Linked DNA regions of Homo sapiens: regions 2, 3 and 4 are each linked to region 1. A link is a contact called in ENCODE Hi-C data. All regions are on one chromosome and are shown on one strand. The core of a region is the stretch at or near the end of the contact, and the rest is flanking DNA. Distances in the headings are between cores, read along the strand shown.

Region 1 (3,696 bases), core at 1,197-3,696:
TTTTATAAATCATTTGAAATGGATTCTTCAAAACACCATCTGTTGATCTGCTTAACTTTCTTATGAAAATAGGGCTTCAGCTCAGATATTCTGGAGGTGCCAGGAGGTAAATACCAACCTGAATTCAAATGTATTAAATATTTAGAGACTTACAGAACTTCAAAAGAGAGGAACCTTTGAGATCACCTAGTTCAACCGTCTTACTTTCCATCAGAGGCAAACACAACCTAGAAATCTTTAATAACTTGCCCCGACTGGAACGGCCATGAGAGCCCAAGCCTAAACTAGAACCAGGATGTCCAGCTCCTAACTCCCAGGTTAGTGCTTTTCTACCAGATCTGTTCGTTCTTCAGAGGGTTGAATAAAGAACAAATTTAACTACAGTTTTAACTTATTGTTATCATTCACTGGCTGCATCTACAATCAAAACCAAAATGCTTCTACAGAACCAGCTTCAGATGATACAGGCAATTTCAAATCCTGTCCAGGAAATTTCCAAACCTTCTAAATATGTTCTATAAGCTGCGTTAAAGACTTATCAGTAAAATGATCTGAGTAACAAAACATGGACTGAAAGACTGAATTTTGTATTTTCAAAAATATTTGGGAATTCCATTGATATGGAAATCAAATATAACACCAGCGAATTTTTTTAAGTCTTGCAAGCAGAGAGAGCATGATATTATTCAAAACTGCTCAGGAGCAGCAATGATTATTTTAAGCTCATGATTCAACGGGTACATTAATTAAAAACTCCACCAACCCAAATTCACAGATCCGGATATCAATGAGACCAGAAGAATTAAAATAATAGTTGTCATTTAATAATAGATTAAAGGGGTGAACAACAGCAGATGTCAGAAGGACAAATGACAAGCAAGCAGGTGTCGTGGGAAATGAATGCATCTAAGGGGCAGCTTTTATGGATGTTTAATAAAACGACGATGCTGGAAATACGGGTATACGGGTAGTGTCAAGAAAAGCTTGTTCACAAATACGGAATCTGATTTTTGGAAGCTGGGTGAGAAAACTTGGCTAATAATTCCTCGCTGAGGAGTAGCGGTGGAAGAAGGAAGAGACCGCAAGCGCCAAAGCGCCAAAACAACGCTAGGTGACCGGGAAGGGGCCGAGGCGGAGAGGGGAGAGGGGTCAGGAGGTGCGGGGTGCGCGGCGGCAGCGGGTCTCTCACCGGCCGGCGAGAACTTGACAGCAGGCGCCGGTGTCCAGCACTCCCCTTCCCTCCCCAGCTCCTGCCGGCGGGCACCTGAGCTCACCCCGCTGCCGGCTCTCGCGACCCCTCGGGGAGGCTAACATGCGCCCCACAAGGTCGACGTTCACCTCTACCTTCCTCGTCTTCTTCCAAGCAAACGGGAAGCTCTCTGGGATGTCAACGCCCGGCAATAGCCGAGCGGGAACCTTTTCTTCCCTGACATCTGTCAAACCCGGAGCTGGAGCCAGGCTCGCTGCGCCCTCCGCGGAGCTCTGGGACTCCAAGGCCGGCCCGCACCCGGGCTCCGGGCGACATCCCCAGGCCGACGCGCACCTGCCCGCAGACCCACGGGGCATCCTTGAGGGCCGCCCAGGACCTGGACGGCACAGGCCCCACGAAAGTTCGCAGGCTGGGGTCGGCCCCGTGCCGGCCGGGGATTCCCGGGTGCAGCGCCAGCCCTGGCTACAGGGCCGAAGGGGCGGGCGGACTTGGACTCCCCAAGCCCGACGGAGACGCCCTCCCCGCCCCCACCCAGCCTCGCGGGCTCCCGAAAGGGAAGTGAAGCGGGGAGGAAGGGCAGACGCGGCACCGTTCGCCCAACGCCCTTGAGGGGCAGCCACCAGGCATGGTCCCCTCGGGGATCCCCGAAGCTCCCGGGGACACATCTAGGAGTCCTCTTCGGCCGAGTCACTGCCCCCAAGGGCAGAGCTATCCCTTTAAGAGGCAGCTAGCTGCCCCCTCCCCCCGCCAGGTAGCGATGCCCGCGGAAGGGCGGTGGGTACTCCAGCGAACACTTTCCCGGCCCCTTTAAGGGCTCCTGCAGCACCTCTGCCTGCCCTAGCCCGCAGCGGCAGCCCCCGCGAGGAGGATGGGGGCGGACGGGCGCGGCGCCTTTAAGGGGCGCAGCCTCCCCACGGCCCGGGTGGGGGCAGGGAGCGGTCACGGGCCCTTTAAGGCCGGCAGCGGGCACGTCGGGCAGGGTTCTTCGGCGGCCGGGTTGCCCCCGGGGCGGCGGCAGGGGCGCAGCGCCCGCGAGGGTGCTAACGGCCCCCGACGGGGTGCGCGGGATCGCGTCGCTGGCCGCCGCCGGCCTGACACTCACCGTGGCTCGCCGGGAGCGCCCGCGCCCGCGCCCGCACTCGGATCCCGCGGCGGCGGCGGCGGTGAGTCCGGCGCGGGTAAACAGGCACCTCCGTCCCTGACCTACTTTCTGCCTTCCCTAAATGTCGCACCACTAACCTACTTTCCGACCAATCCGCTCCCCGCCGGCCCAGGCCCGGCCCCCCGCCCACCAATCGCTGTGCCCAACCCCCCTTCCCCGCCCACCAATGGAGGAGCCGCAGCGCCCGGATACCTGCCTCTTCCCGCCAGCCAATCCGAACGCCCGAAGGGAGCCGGTCCCGGCGGCCGCCCCCAGCCAATCCGCGCGCGGCTCGGCAGCCCGCTGGCCAGTTGTGTGGCGGCTAGAGAGGCCGCTGACCAATGGCGAGGCGGCGGGAGCCGGTTTACCTGCTACTTTCCTGCCACCAATCATTTGGCGCACAGGAGCGCACGCCCCGAGGAGAGGACCAATCCGCGCGCGCTCCCTGGGTTCCTCGCCCCTGCCCTCTCCCTTTCCCCTCAGGTCTCCCACTAGCCGCGGCCACTGCGGTGCCCAAGCCGCGCTCCTCGGGGTCGCCCGGGATGTCCCTCTTCTCTGGGTCCCCTGCCGGCTGGCGTTTGGCCGCCCGCCCTCACCCCTCCTCCTTCTTCTTCTCCCCTCCGGGCATTCCGACGAAAAGCAGCAGTTCCTGACTCCCTCTCTCCCTCCGGCTCCATCTAGGAAACCAATTTTAGGAACGTTGAGTGCCAGACCCTTCCTAAAATCCCTGGTTTGCCAAAGTCTCAACGAGAGAACGGATACTTAGTATTTCTAGAAGGCATTTCCACCCCGAGGACTGCAAGTGTTCTCACGTTCTTTGCGTTCATCATGACCTCCAAGTGTCCCACTGGAGCTGTCATTCCCGTAGTTCCAAAGAGAATACTCGAGCGCGGAGCGATTCCATTGCATTTCCTTCCAGTAGCCAGGTTTTGACCACTTACTGAAGAGTAGACACCAGCCCCGCGGCAGCGCTCTCTGCTGCAAAAAGCTGTCTACGGAGCAAGACGGAAGGAAACAGTTACAGAAAATAAAAATTTGATAACGACATGCGACTCGGTTGCTGAGAGGACAGAGAAAGTGACTTATTTTTGCATCTCAGGCACTTTGTAGAGGGCCTTTAGCACAAAGAACTCCCGGCTCTTCCAGATGTTAAACTCCCTGAATAGAAGGACAGCGTCTTCTTTTTCGTTATCCATCATGTCAGCTCTCCTTTAGCGCCTGCTGGGGTAGGGTGGAGTGGTGGGGGCGGGGCTGGCACCCAACAAGTGCACCATAAATATCTGTTGGCTGGATACATGAACAAATGGAATTAAATAAATTGGCCTAATTCTGTTACCCAGACTGG
Region 2 (3,696 bases), core at 1-2,500, 7.0 Mb after region 1:
CTAACTGCAACCTCCGCCTCCCGGGTTCAAGCGATTCTCCTGCCCCAGCCTCCCAAGCAGCTGGGATTACAGGCGCGCGCCACTACGCCCAGTTAATTTTTGTATTTGTAGTAGGGACGGGGTTTCACTATGTTGGTCAGGCTGGTCTCGAACTCTTGACCTCGTGATCCGCCCGCCTCGGCCTCTCAAAGTGCTGGGATTACAGGCGTGAGCCACCGCGCCCAGCCGGTAAAGTACTTTTAAAACTACATGCCTTATCTGAAACTTCTATTTTTCTATTTTAGTTTATCTTACTCTTGCTTGTTTCCCAAGACTCGGCTTAGACACCGTCACCTCCCGGAAGTCTTCCCTAAGCTCCTTCACCGTACCTTCCTCTCATCCTCTATACATGCAAATCATGCTAAGTGCTGCTCCTAGGTGGCCCCCGTAGTAATGTACTTATTACACTACGCTGCAATTCTCTGAGGTCCTGGAGAGCAGAGGCCGGTTCTAATTGATCCGGAATCCAGCTGGGCATGCAGGCACTTATTCCGTGTTCCTTGACTAAGTGCTCAAGGGGTGACGGAGCAGCACAGCACAGCGGTGTTGGGGGAGCCAGGGGCAGTCACCGCTGGGGTACTAAAGTAGAGACCAAGCTATGCACGACGATGGAGCAAAATGAACTAGAGTGCCCGCAGTCAGCCCTCTCTAGGGCTCCACTTTTCCGCAGGCCCGGCCCACCTACTGATTCCTCCTCTCTTTTCGTGATAGCCTCGCCCCTCCACACCCACTCTTCCACTCCAAGCGTCTCCTGGAATCCATGGCCCCACCCCTTTCTCGCTCGTCTTTCTTCCGGCTCCATCTCTCCCAAGCCCCGCCCTTCTGATCTTTCCCTGCCTGTAAAAATCGCCTCTCCTTAGGTCCCGCCTTCTGCCCTCTGGTTCCACCTTTCCTTCCCGGGCTCCGCCTCCGCCCTGCCGGCCTCCACCTTCCCAGAGGCCTTCGCCTATGACACGCCGGAGTCCTTCTGAGGGGCGGGGTTTACGTACGAAGGGACGGAACCAAGAGGAGAGGCGGTGCTCCTCCCTCGGATAGCCGTCGGCGACCCCGCCCTTGCGTTTAGCCGTTGCCAGGAAACAAGCGTCCTTGCTCGGGTTTGGTCCGGCTCAGCCAATGAGCTGGCACGCCATTGCCCAGTCGTGCGACGCCGGGCGGTTGCGTGTGGTGCGCGGGGGCGCGGGCTGCGTGTGGCGCGGGGCGGGGCGCGGCTGGTGCGCTTGAGAAGCGATGGCGGCGGCCTGAACTCACCTAACACCGCAGCAGCAACCGGGCCCGGCCAGGTTCGGCGTTCCGTGAGTGAACGGTACGCATGGGCCAGAGGGCCTGGAGAGTCGTTTGTGGGGATGAGAGACTGGGAAAAGACGGTGACGGGTTTGGTTACTGTACTGGTTGTGAGGGGTTGGCAGGTGGTGAGGGTCCGGGTGTGAGTGTCTAAGATAGGGAAGGAGGGTGAGAGCTTACAGGTGAGTGGACAAATGAGGGGCTGTGAGAGGCTGGGTGCTTTCGGAGGTGCCAAGTTGAAGGGACTCCTGAACGCGGTTTACTAGGGCTGGGGCTACTGAGGGCTGGTGTGAAGGATACCCTGGGACTAGAGTGAGGGGTAAGGCCTGCGCGAGGAGAGAGAGAGTAAAAGGCGCAGGTGGGAGCCTGCGGGGTGGCGGCAAATTGGTGAGGGAGTTGAAGGCGAGGCATGGGAGGAGGGAATTAGGGCTTGTGAGACTTGGATAAAGGTGAGAGGTTGGTTCTGAGGCCTCCTTCGATGGACTGCCCTGTCCAGTGAGAGCAATAGTTTTAGACAAAGTAGGGCAGCTTAGATGGAAGTGTTGTGCACCTGACTCCTCTGCTCCCATGGACTTTCCATATTCTGGAGGACGAGAAAATGAAGGTGTCATAGGCAATAGTACTATGGTAATGAAAGTCATATTTGAGGCTCAGACTTCAACAGAGTAATCACAGAAACTTCAGTTCCTTCGAGTTCCTTCTCTGGACTGCATAGTTGAAGATGGGCCCTCTCATGAAGGGTTTTGCGCTGTGACAGCTTGTGTTTTCTCTCTACTTGCTTCTGGACAACCTTATTCCACTGTTGCTCCTTACCTGTGCTTAACTGTGGGTCTTTGATTGGATTGACCATATTCAGTTGCTAATTCTACTTTTATGGAGGTCATATGGTTTGCCCTATACAGTACTATATTTAGGATCCCAAACAGGATGGCCTTACTCTCCTTTCTTACAGTTGAATTTTTTAAAAAGCTAGTTTATATTATATTTAAAATGTGTGTTTGATGAGTTTTGACATGTGTACACATCTGTGAAATCATCATCAGTCTCAAGATACTGAACATTTTAGCCACCTGAAAATTTATCTCTTCCTCTCCACACCCTGTAGTTGGGTTCATCTTACTAGCATTCTTTTAGGTCCTCTTCTCCCCACCAACCCAAATGCACGTGAAATTCTGGAAAGTTGGTTTGGCATTCAGTGATAATGGCCACTTTCACACTACTAAATTTTCCTCTCTACTGCTAGTCAGCCATGGGGTTGGGACATCCTATTCTTTCCAGACTCAGAAAGAGTTAAGTCTTTCCTTAACTCTACAGTGGACAGGGAGAGACCATTTCCTGAGAATTAGACAGCCTCAGTCCCCATTCTTTTCCAGAGTCTTAGCTTCAGAGCCAACTCCTATATCCTGTGGTATATTCTCATTGCTTCTTTCTGGAGTCCAGACAGGCCTCCATATTGGTAGAACACTTGGCAACTTGCCCAGTCAGTCAGAACTTACAGTTCAGAGTTTAGAGTAGTGGTTCCTAAACACTGGACCAAGGACCCTGTACATGATAAAATTATCATCTATCCAAGATGGAGGGAGAGAAAGACAGTATGGTTATTCATGAAGATAAATTTATTCTCAGAGATTATCATTCCTATTCTTTTGGTGTTGCAGTGCTCTTTCGTTGATGCAGTAATGGTAACAGTAGATGGTGGGTTAAAAAAAAAAAGATCTAATTTACCCAAATAAAAAGTGTCAACCCAATTTTTAATTTTAAAAATTATTTCTATAGCTTTATGAACTTCAGAAATTTAAAGTGATGATGGTGTGGCTGTTGTATTAGGTTGAGGAAGCATACATTTATACAATGATTCTGTATAACTTAACATCTGAACAGCATTCATGCTTTACATAGGGATTTCAAATTTTATTATACTGATTTATATAGATACCTTGTAGACAAAGACAGGAACTTTCATTTTATAGATGAGAAATTAAATTCAGTAGCCAGAGATCATACAGGGATACAGTGGCAAGGCTGAACCCAGAATTTTGTCTCAGAGTGAGAGAGACTTTGGGAAAGAAGATTTATAATAGACACTGAAGGTGATGTGGGAGGATTTTTTAATGATTTGTAATTGTTCTATTTCCAAAAGACAGAAAAGGGACTGTGAGAGTGACATAGGGATGAAGGTTATGTTTAATGCTGTCGCAGTGACATTGGAACAGGTATATATAATACCTGGATCACATCTTGATAGTGGATCATATCATGATAGTGATAGGATGAATCAAATCAAATATTAGATGGTTCTTAGGGACTGTCTAAATCCTTGTTATAATGGAGAAAGCACTGGATTTGGTAAGCTTATTGTTTGCTATCCCAAACTCT
Region 3 (3,696 bases), core at 805-3,304, 6.8 Mb after region 1:
AGGTTGGAGGCCTTGAATATTTAGTGGCATTCATTACACAACTGTTTTTCTCTAGCAGTTTGAATGAAGGAATGGAAAAGACAGAATAAGTGGAATGATACAAAAAGATGGCCAATGGTGGCAAGAAAATGGGGTGATGGAATGATATGCTATCCAGGCTGCTGAATACAGAAGTAAATTACACAAAGTTGGGGGGCGGGGGAGGCAATAATGAGAAAAGAATGGAGAGGCTGGAATTAGAAATCACAGAATGTACTCAATGGGACCAATGTGGGGCAGATGATAGAAAGCTGGATTTAGGAGTTTCTAGACGAGCAGTGAAACATTAACGTAGCATTAAAGAAGTCCCGAAGATTTAGTTTTATCCCTTTTTATCATAACCATTGCCATCTACTTCTCCCTTCAGTTTCTCTTCCTCGGATTTGGCTGCATTGCAGAATATGGTCCCCAGCTCTCTCCCTTCCTGATTGCCCGTGAAGACAACCACACAGACCTTTGTTCAAAGGTTTTACTGCTCATCCTGAGAAGACTGTACATACTAAGAAAGTAACAACCTGGGGAAATGGCTGAAGTTCCAAAAGACTCCAGACTTCTTACAGGTTTCATCTCTCTTCTGTGGCCACTAACTTCCCAAGGAGGCAGTGCCCAAAAGCCCTGTGGTTTTTTGATCCGTTGTACTTCGATAGCTCCTCCTTTCCCTAGATCCAGCAGAACTCTAGACATGTAAGACATAGTTCACAAAACAACAGTTATGAACCAACAAATACTTGGCTCACGGTTATGAGCCACTGAAGTCAGTCAGACTTAAGGACAACTAGACAGAGCTCCCATTTTCTGTCATCTGGGCAGGAACCAATCTCCTGTTGTATAAAATGACCTTCTGGTACTTTCTGGAATCTTGCTTCCTCATCTGTTAAGTGAGGCTAATACCGCTTACTCATAGTTTTGTTGTGAAGATGAACTAAGAGCATGACATATTACCCGTTTTAAAATTGTACACACAGACCCTGCTTTAACCAGATGCCTGCAAATGCTCAGGTTTTCCTTCTACATATAGAAAACAATTTCTCAGCTGCCAGGGCTGAAGCCAGCAGATATGCACTAAACGACAGAACAACGGATTGTGCCAATAAAGTAGGCAAAGCTTCCTTGCCCAGAATATAAATCAAACTGAGTAAAAACTGGGTATATTGGCTCCAGGAAAAGGAGCAAGGACACCCAGCTTTCAGGCAACCTCGAATTCTCTCTGTTTAGGATTCACCAACCCCAAGGTCCACCGGGTCCTTCAATCTGAGGGTCCATCCAAGGCCTTCCTTCCTGGGGTTGGGTATGGCTAGCTGCCTGATGGAGAGACCCCAGGCTGTTCAGCAGCAACGCCTGGCACAGCCGAGGCAGCCTCGTAGTCTGCGATGCGGCGCTGTACCAGGGCAGGCATGAGCTGCACGTAAGCGGCCATGAGGCGGTGGTTGGAATGGATCAGCTTCCCAGCACAGCTGTGCAGACAGGCCTCCTAGAAGGAAGATAGGGTTTAAGTGGAGGATAAAGGTGCCCTGTCGGGTCCGCCTCCTTTCTTCCCCATGCCCAGCCTAGGGGTGAGGGTCGTGGGAAGGCCAGGGCCAGAGGTACGGGAAGTGGGGTGAGGAGGGAAGCAGTCTACCGCTAAACTCTTCTTGCAGCGTAACCTCCCTACACAGTTCCCCACCTCCTCAGCGTCCAGAGCTCGGTGGTGCAAGCTGGGCACACAGCGCTGGAAGCAGAGTTCTGTCATCCGATTGTAGACCAACAGGAAGTCACGCAGCTGAGAGAAAAGGGGGACCACAAACTCAGCGATAAGGGCCCCACACTTCTAGTCAAGGTCGCGCCGCCCAAAGTTTCCCAGGCCCGCGCGCCATAGCCCGAAGTTTCCAGCCCTCAAATCCCTGGCCCTGTGGGGTTCCCGCGATGTGTGCAGGAATGCGAGCTGAACGTCTGGCCTCGAAACGACTTAGTTCTCACTTACGTTTCGCAGTTGCTGTTGCTGCTGCTGCTGCCGCTCCATCACGCCACCGGCGCATGCCGTACGCCACTTCCGTTTCAGCTTCTCGGTGCCGCCCCGGAAGTAACCTCTCGCTGATCTCGAGAGCTAGCTCGAGTATCGCCCTGCCCTGGCTGCGACGTCAGCTCCGCCCTTATAATCTGCGACGTGGCCGGCTTCTTCTGCCCGGAGAGGACGTCATTTCCGCCGAGTCCCTGACCTGCTGCTAGGATCGCGACGGGAACTGGAGCCCGAGGTCCCCGCGCGGCCCGGGCCTGGCGCCCTGAGGGGAAGAGCGGCCCGGCCCGAGGTGAGAGGAACATGCTTGGGCGACGGGAAGTTGAACGCACAAACCTGTCCAGAGGGCAAGATGCCCCGAGCCCCGGGGAAGGATGAGGACACACCTGATGTCCAGGTGTATGGGGGTGGGGGCGGGGACTCACACACCTGGGAGACATAACTGACTGTGGAAGGGTCACCGATATCCTGGGAGAGAGAGGCTTTTACCAGAGACTGGGAACATACACCCACTGATCTAACTAAGGCCTGGTGGGGAGGGCCCGAGGAAGACGAGGTGTATGAGACGGAGGAGGGGAGACCCCCTGAAGGAAGGGGGAAGAAACGCTAAAGGAATGTGAAAGGCCAAGCAATGGAGAACAAACCTGAATAGGGGGGTGAAGACCTGAGCCCTGGAAAGGGTTCATCTCCTCAGCATAAACACGCCTGCATGGAGATAAGTTCTAAGAGAGCAGACTTTCCCTCTTCACTGTTGTATTTTCATTGTCACAAATAGTGCCTGACACATAGTAGGCACTCACTAAATGTCTGCTGAATGAGTGTAGAAATAATCACCAGAGTCCTGGTGAGGTTGGGGGCTTGTGAGAAGACACCGTGCTTTGGTGTGCCTGTTTCAAATGTGCGTTTTGGAGGGGAGAAATACATATATCTGAAGAAAGGAATGATGGCCAAACGCTGGGACACTCAAACCCTGGGACAGCCTTTAAAGAAATGACAGAGGAGGCCTCCTTCTTCTAGAGTGCTGGCCAGTGTCCAGAACTTCTGTGTTGGGCTTTGCAGGGTGCTGGGGTGGAGAGTTTTACTCCAATACCTTTCCTAGCCATGACGGACGGGATCCTAGGGAAGGCAGCCACAATGGAGATCCCTATCCACGGGAACGGCGAAGCCAGGCAGCTTCCTGAAGATGATGGGCTGGAGCAGGTGCTTCTGTTTGATTCTTCTAATTGTTTCAATTTAGGAATCCAATTTATAAATCCTAGGTTCTCACCCTCCATTCCAGTAGCCTTCCCCTGACTTATCTGACTCCCTTCATTCTTTTTACGTATCATTTTGATTCTGTGCAGACTTCCCTTGTGTACTATCTTTATGATGCTTGAATCCAAACTTGTTCCCACCTCCAAAATGCTTCTGCAGCCCCTATGTTCCTGAAGCAACCCCTCTTCTCTGGCCTATAGGACCTCCAGCAGGTGATGGTGTCAGGACCCAACCTCAATGAAACCAGCATTGTGTCTGGTGGCTATGGGGGCTCTGGTGATGGACTCATCCCCACAGGTATGAATGTTCAGAAACAGGAATCTTGGGTGGAGGAGGGGACAGGAATGGTTTGGGGAAGCATAGGATATGTCTAGGAAAGCTTGAATTATGTCTGGAGATCTTGGGAACTT
Region 4 (3,696 bases), core at 977-3,476, 6.7 Mb after region 1:
ATTCTGGACTCTAGCACCCAGCACAGAAGGTGTTCATCATAGTGCCTTAAATTAAGGAACCCAATGTAGTCTGATTTCTTCACCCATTATTCTGAAACAACACTCACAGATGGTCAAATACATCCTAACTGCACACTGAGGGGAGCAACAGACACTGGGGCCTACCAGAGTGGGGCGGGTAGGAAGAGGGAGGGATCAGGAAAAATAACTAATGGGTGCCACGGCTTAATACCTGGGTGATGAAATGATCTGCACAACAAACCTCCATGACCTGAGTTTACCCATCCAACAAACCTGCACATGTACCCCTTAACTTAAAAAAAAAAAACCCAACTGTAAATTCAATGGCTACTTTAAAATATTAATGTTCTTTGATCTCTCAGTAGCCTGTACTGCCGTTGACTACCTCCCCTTCATTAAAACATTCTCTTCTGTAAGCTTTACTCACACATTTTCCTATTTCTTTTTCAACTTGCGGTTGCTCCTTTTCTGTCGTGCAGGCTTCCTGTCCCCTGACCTCTTGCCTTCCACTCTCCTGAGACGTTCTCCTTCACAACCACGTCTTCAAGTATCATCTATATATATGATATATATATGCTATCTATATGCTGATAGCTCTCAAATCTGTGTCTCCAAGTCAGATTCCTCCCCTGAATTGCAAATCTGCATAACCAACAACACACTCAACATTTCCACCTTGCTGTATTGTCACCTTAACTTTAACATGTCCAAAATAAAATGCCTCATCCTCCAGTTTTCTCCATCTCAGTAAAAACAACCAAGTTCCCAAGCCAGAACCCTGGTCCTCATCTTTGCCCTTACTCACTCCCCACACCAAGTTCCACAATTCTTCGTCCTAAAGACTTCTGGAATTTGATCACTTCTCTTTTTCACTCACCCTAATTCTAGTCCAAGACATCATTACTTCTACGATGAACTAGGCAATTGCCTCCTTTCCACCTGCTCTTCACAAAGCATCCAAGACGATACTGAAAAATGGACAATCTCATTATGTCACTATACAGCTTTAAAACCTTGCTTTTAAAATAAAGACCTTCTTATAGCCTAAATATGCTTGCATGATCTGGCTGATCCTTGGAGACCTCTACAGTCTTATGTCCTGTTCTTTTCCTCTTGTACCCAATGCTCCGACCCACAGAGATCATCTATCCTCCAGCCATATGGAACTCCAGACAATTTCCTGTTCTCTCTGCTCTGTGCCTTGCCCCCTAGCCTTTGGCCATGCAGTCTACTGAGGCTGGAAAGCTCTCTGTAGCCTCTGCCTGTGAAACTCTTATTCTGCAGTCAAGATTCAGCTCAAACTGCGTCCTCTGTGAAAACCCTCTGCCCCCCACAGGCTATGCTTAGCACTCATTACACTGGCTAGCAAAGGCAGCCGCCACCACCAGACATGAGCACTCCACTCCACGTAGCCAGGAGATCTCTAGCCTTCCTCTCATCCACCAACCGTTTCAGCTCACCCCTGGTTGAGGTCGTTCTCCGTGTTGTCCAGCCACAGGCGAACGGCGACTGCGTTGCCCTCCCGGCACTGAGTGAAAATGTCGTCCATAGCAGCGTCCCGGCGCCGAGTCCCCTGGATTGGGGAAGCCTGAGGACTGTGGAGTGATCCAGGGAAGGAGGATGAACCCCAAGCTTTATCCTCTACAGGAGAGAAGTGTTTGTGTTGGGGGTAGGGGGCCTGAGCTGCGTCCCCGGCTAGTGGGGGTCTGTGAAGGAGTTCGGGGCTGCGGGATGATCCCTGGCTGTGTCCTCTAGACGCGAGGTAAAGGCGGGTCAGGGTGGGCAGGGGGTGACGAAGAGGTAGTGTCTGCTGAACGGATGTCCGAGAGCAGGCAACTAGACCCTATCCGCGAACAGAGTTGGGGGAAGTGGGGAGGTTCAGGCTCCGTATACTCTGGGAGAGGGGACCGGGGGTCCTCCCCAGGGTTGGCTCCGTTCCTTACTTGGGACTCAGGAGAAGTGAGGGGTGACAGGGGGCGCGGGTCCTCTCGCACTCACCGGGACTCGGGCTGCAGGATCCTTCTCCGGGGAACTCCCGTCCGGCCGCGCCCGCAGCCCGCCGCCGGCCCCGCCCCGCCCGTGGCGCTCTTGGGCAGCGCGGGCCTCCGTCCCTCCCCTCCCACCGCCTCCCTGCCCTTCTAGCCGCGCCTGGCTAAACTCGATGGTTCGCTGCGCCGCGCCGGCCGCTCTAGCAACCCCTGGCTGTCACGCTTTGGTTTCCGGGTCGGTTCTGGCAGGTCTGAGCGCTCCGACTTCCAGAGGAGCGCTGTGCACGTGGAGAAGAGCGGGGACTCGGCGACCCTGCCCTCCCGACCCTCATGTTCGAAGAGCCTGAGTGGGCCGAGGCGGCCCCAGTAGCCGCGGGCCTTGGGCCCGTAATCTCACGACCTCCGCCTGCGGCCTCCTCGCAAAACAAGGTGAGTGACTCGCGGGAGCAATGGGAGCTGTTTCAGGCCGCGAAGCGGACATTGGTGGATCCCAGCGCTGTGTGTATTGCGGGGAGGGACACCTGTGGCACCGTTAAGGGCGAGTCCTGATCTGAAGATCCGAGAACTTCCAAAAGAAACTGACGTTGGGTCAGAGAGAGTTGTTGAGTAGAAGTTGGTGAAGCGAAGAGGGTTCTTCAGACAGGAAAAAGTACGTACAAGGGCCCTGGGACAAGAGAGCATGTTCTGTCAGAGTCACAAACACAAGTGGTCCTTGTGGTTGAAATACATAGTAAATGAAAGGGGCATATATGCTGTTCAAGTTCAAGAGGTAGAAGTTTTGCGTATATTGAGAATAGAAGCCAATGAAAGGTTTTAAGCAATGGAATTATTTCTTCAGATTTGTATTTTGAAAGGGTCGTCGGTTACAGTGTGGAGGATGGATTGGAGACAGTAAGAGTTGTCAGTATCATTGTTCAAAGGAGGGTGTGGGAAACTTAGAATCAGGGTAAGTGCCTGGCCTAGGATTACCTGGTAGGACTGCAACACAGAATCAGCCTTCCCGACAATACATCTTCTCCTTTGAGCCTCTGCAGATGTGAGGGCCCTGCTTCCTCAGGCTTTTCTTACCCTTCAGTCTGCCTCCAACATGGAATCGGCCTGCTTTGTTTCCTCCTTTTTCATCCCCTAGCCCCATTACCATTGTCCAAGCCGCTGGCCTCTCTGTCTGCAATTTCTCCCCTTCAGTTTGTTTTCTACACTGCAGCTAGAGACATGTTAAATATTTAATATACGTGTGTGATCATGTGTCTCCTGTGTTCAGAAGCCTCCTTACCTCTTACAGAAATGTATCAGCTCTAGGCAAAAGCTCAAGGTGAAGGGTTGGAATTCCTGGTCTCTGGCCTTGGTCTTGTTGCTTGTGGCCTTTGCATTTTCCTTTGGGGAAACCTCCATTAGCTCATTTACACATTGAAGAAAGTGGGATAGGTGGTTTCTCTGCTCTCCAGCTTCCCAGAAGTTGGGGTGGTGACATAAAAGTTCTTCTGGGTTCTGGCAGGCTTGACTGGGAAGAATTCAGATGCTTCTGCCAGTCTGAATCAGGTCCACATCTCTCCCTTCTTGTTCTCCAGGCCTCATCCATTCTCTTTAGGCCCACTGTCATCCCCTGTTTTCCTCCAGGGCTCCAAGCGCCGCCAGCTCTTGGCCACATTACGGGCCCTAGAGGCAGCATCTCTTTCCCAGCATCCCC

What was found. Hi-C counts contacts between places; a loop is a spot of excess contacts on that map. Pooled maps may share reads with other maps.
Region 2: a loop to region 1 is called in a pooled map, with 28 times the contacts of the local background. The contact joins the promoter of FHIP1B here to the promoter of BMAL1 in region 1. A Hi-C loop is called at or near these places in 9 of 50 pooled maps.
Region 3: a loop to region 1 is called in a pooled map, with 9 times the contacts of the local background. The contact joins the promoter of TIMM10B here to the promoter of BMAL1 in region 1. A Hi-C loop is called at or near these places in 7 of 50 pooled maps.
Region 4: a loop to region 1 is called in a pooled map, with 2.7 times the contacts of the local background. The contact joins the promoter of RRP8 here to the promoter of BMAL1 in region 1. A Hi-C loop is called at or near these places in 5 of 50 pooled maps.

Annotation. Positions count from the first base shown.
Region 1 is chr11:13,276,540-13,280,235 of GRCh38, reverse strand. BMAL1 (basic helix-loop-helix ARNT like 1) reads right to left here and starts at 2,446. Exons shown (of 20, transcript NM_001297719.2): 1 at 2,313-2,446. RefSeq lists silencers at 1,436-1,775, 2,056-2,125, 2,196-2,845.
Region 2 is chr11:6,232,190-6,235,885 of GRCh38, reverse strand. FHIP1B (FHF complex subunit HOOK interacting protein 1B) reads left to right here and starts at 1,250. Exons shown (of 12, transcript NM_001098794.2): 1 at 1,250-1,342. It also overlaps a transcript of CNGA4 not described here. RefSeq lists enhancers at 836-915, 313-1,003 and silencers at 1,046-1,345, 1,526-1,575.
Region 3 is chr11:6,479,859-6,483,554 of GRCh38, reverse strand. TIMM10B (translocase of inner mitochondrial membrane 10B) reads right to left here and starts at 2,054. Exons shown (of 3, transcript NM_012192.4): 1 at 2,000-2,054; 2 at 1,703-1,798; 3 at 1-1,510. The coding sequence starts at 2,038. The coding sequence ends at 1,334. ARFIP2 (ARF interacting protein 2) reads left to right here and starts at 2,224. Exons shown (of 8, transcript NM_001376558.2): 1 at 2,224-2,324; 2 at 3,092-3,232; 3 at 3,487-3,583. The coding sequence starts at 3,134. RefSeq lists enhancers at 1,946-1,995, 2,476-2,595, 1,432-2,631.
Region 4 is chr11:6,602,146-6,605,841 of GRCh38, reverse strand. It overlaps RRP8 (ribosomal RNA processing 8), which reads left to right and starts at 2,226. Exons shown (of 7, transcript NM_015324.4): 1 at 2,226-2,438; 2 at 3,627-3,696. The coding sequence starts at 2,340. ILK (integrin linked kinase) reads right to left here and starts at 2,068. Exons shown (of 13, transcript NM_004517.4): 1 at 2,020-2,068; 2 at 1,482-1,662. The coding sequence starts at 1,570. RefSeq lists enhancers at 1,047-1,206, 1,437-1,676, 2,267-2,456, 2,452-2,993 and a silencer at 1,987-2,196.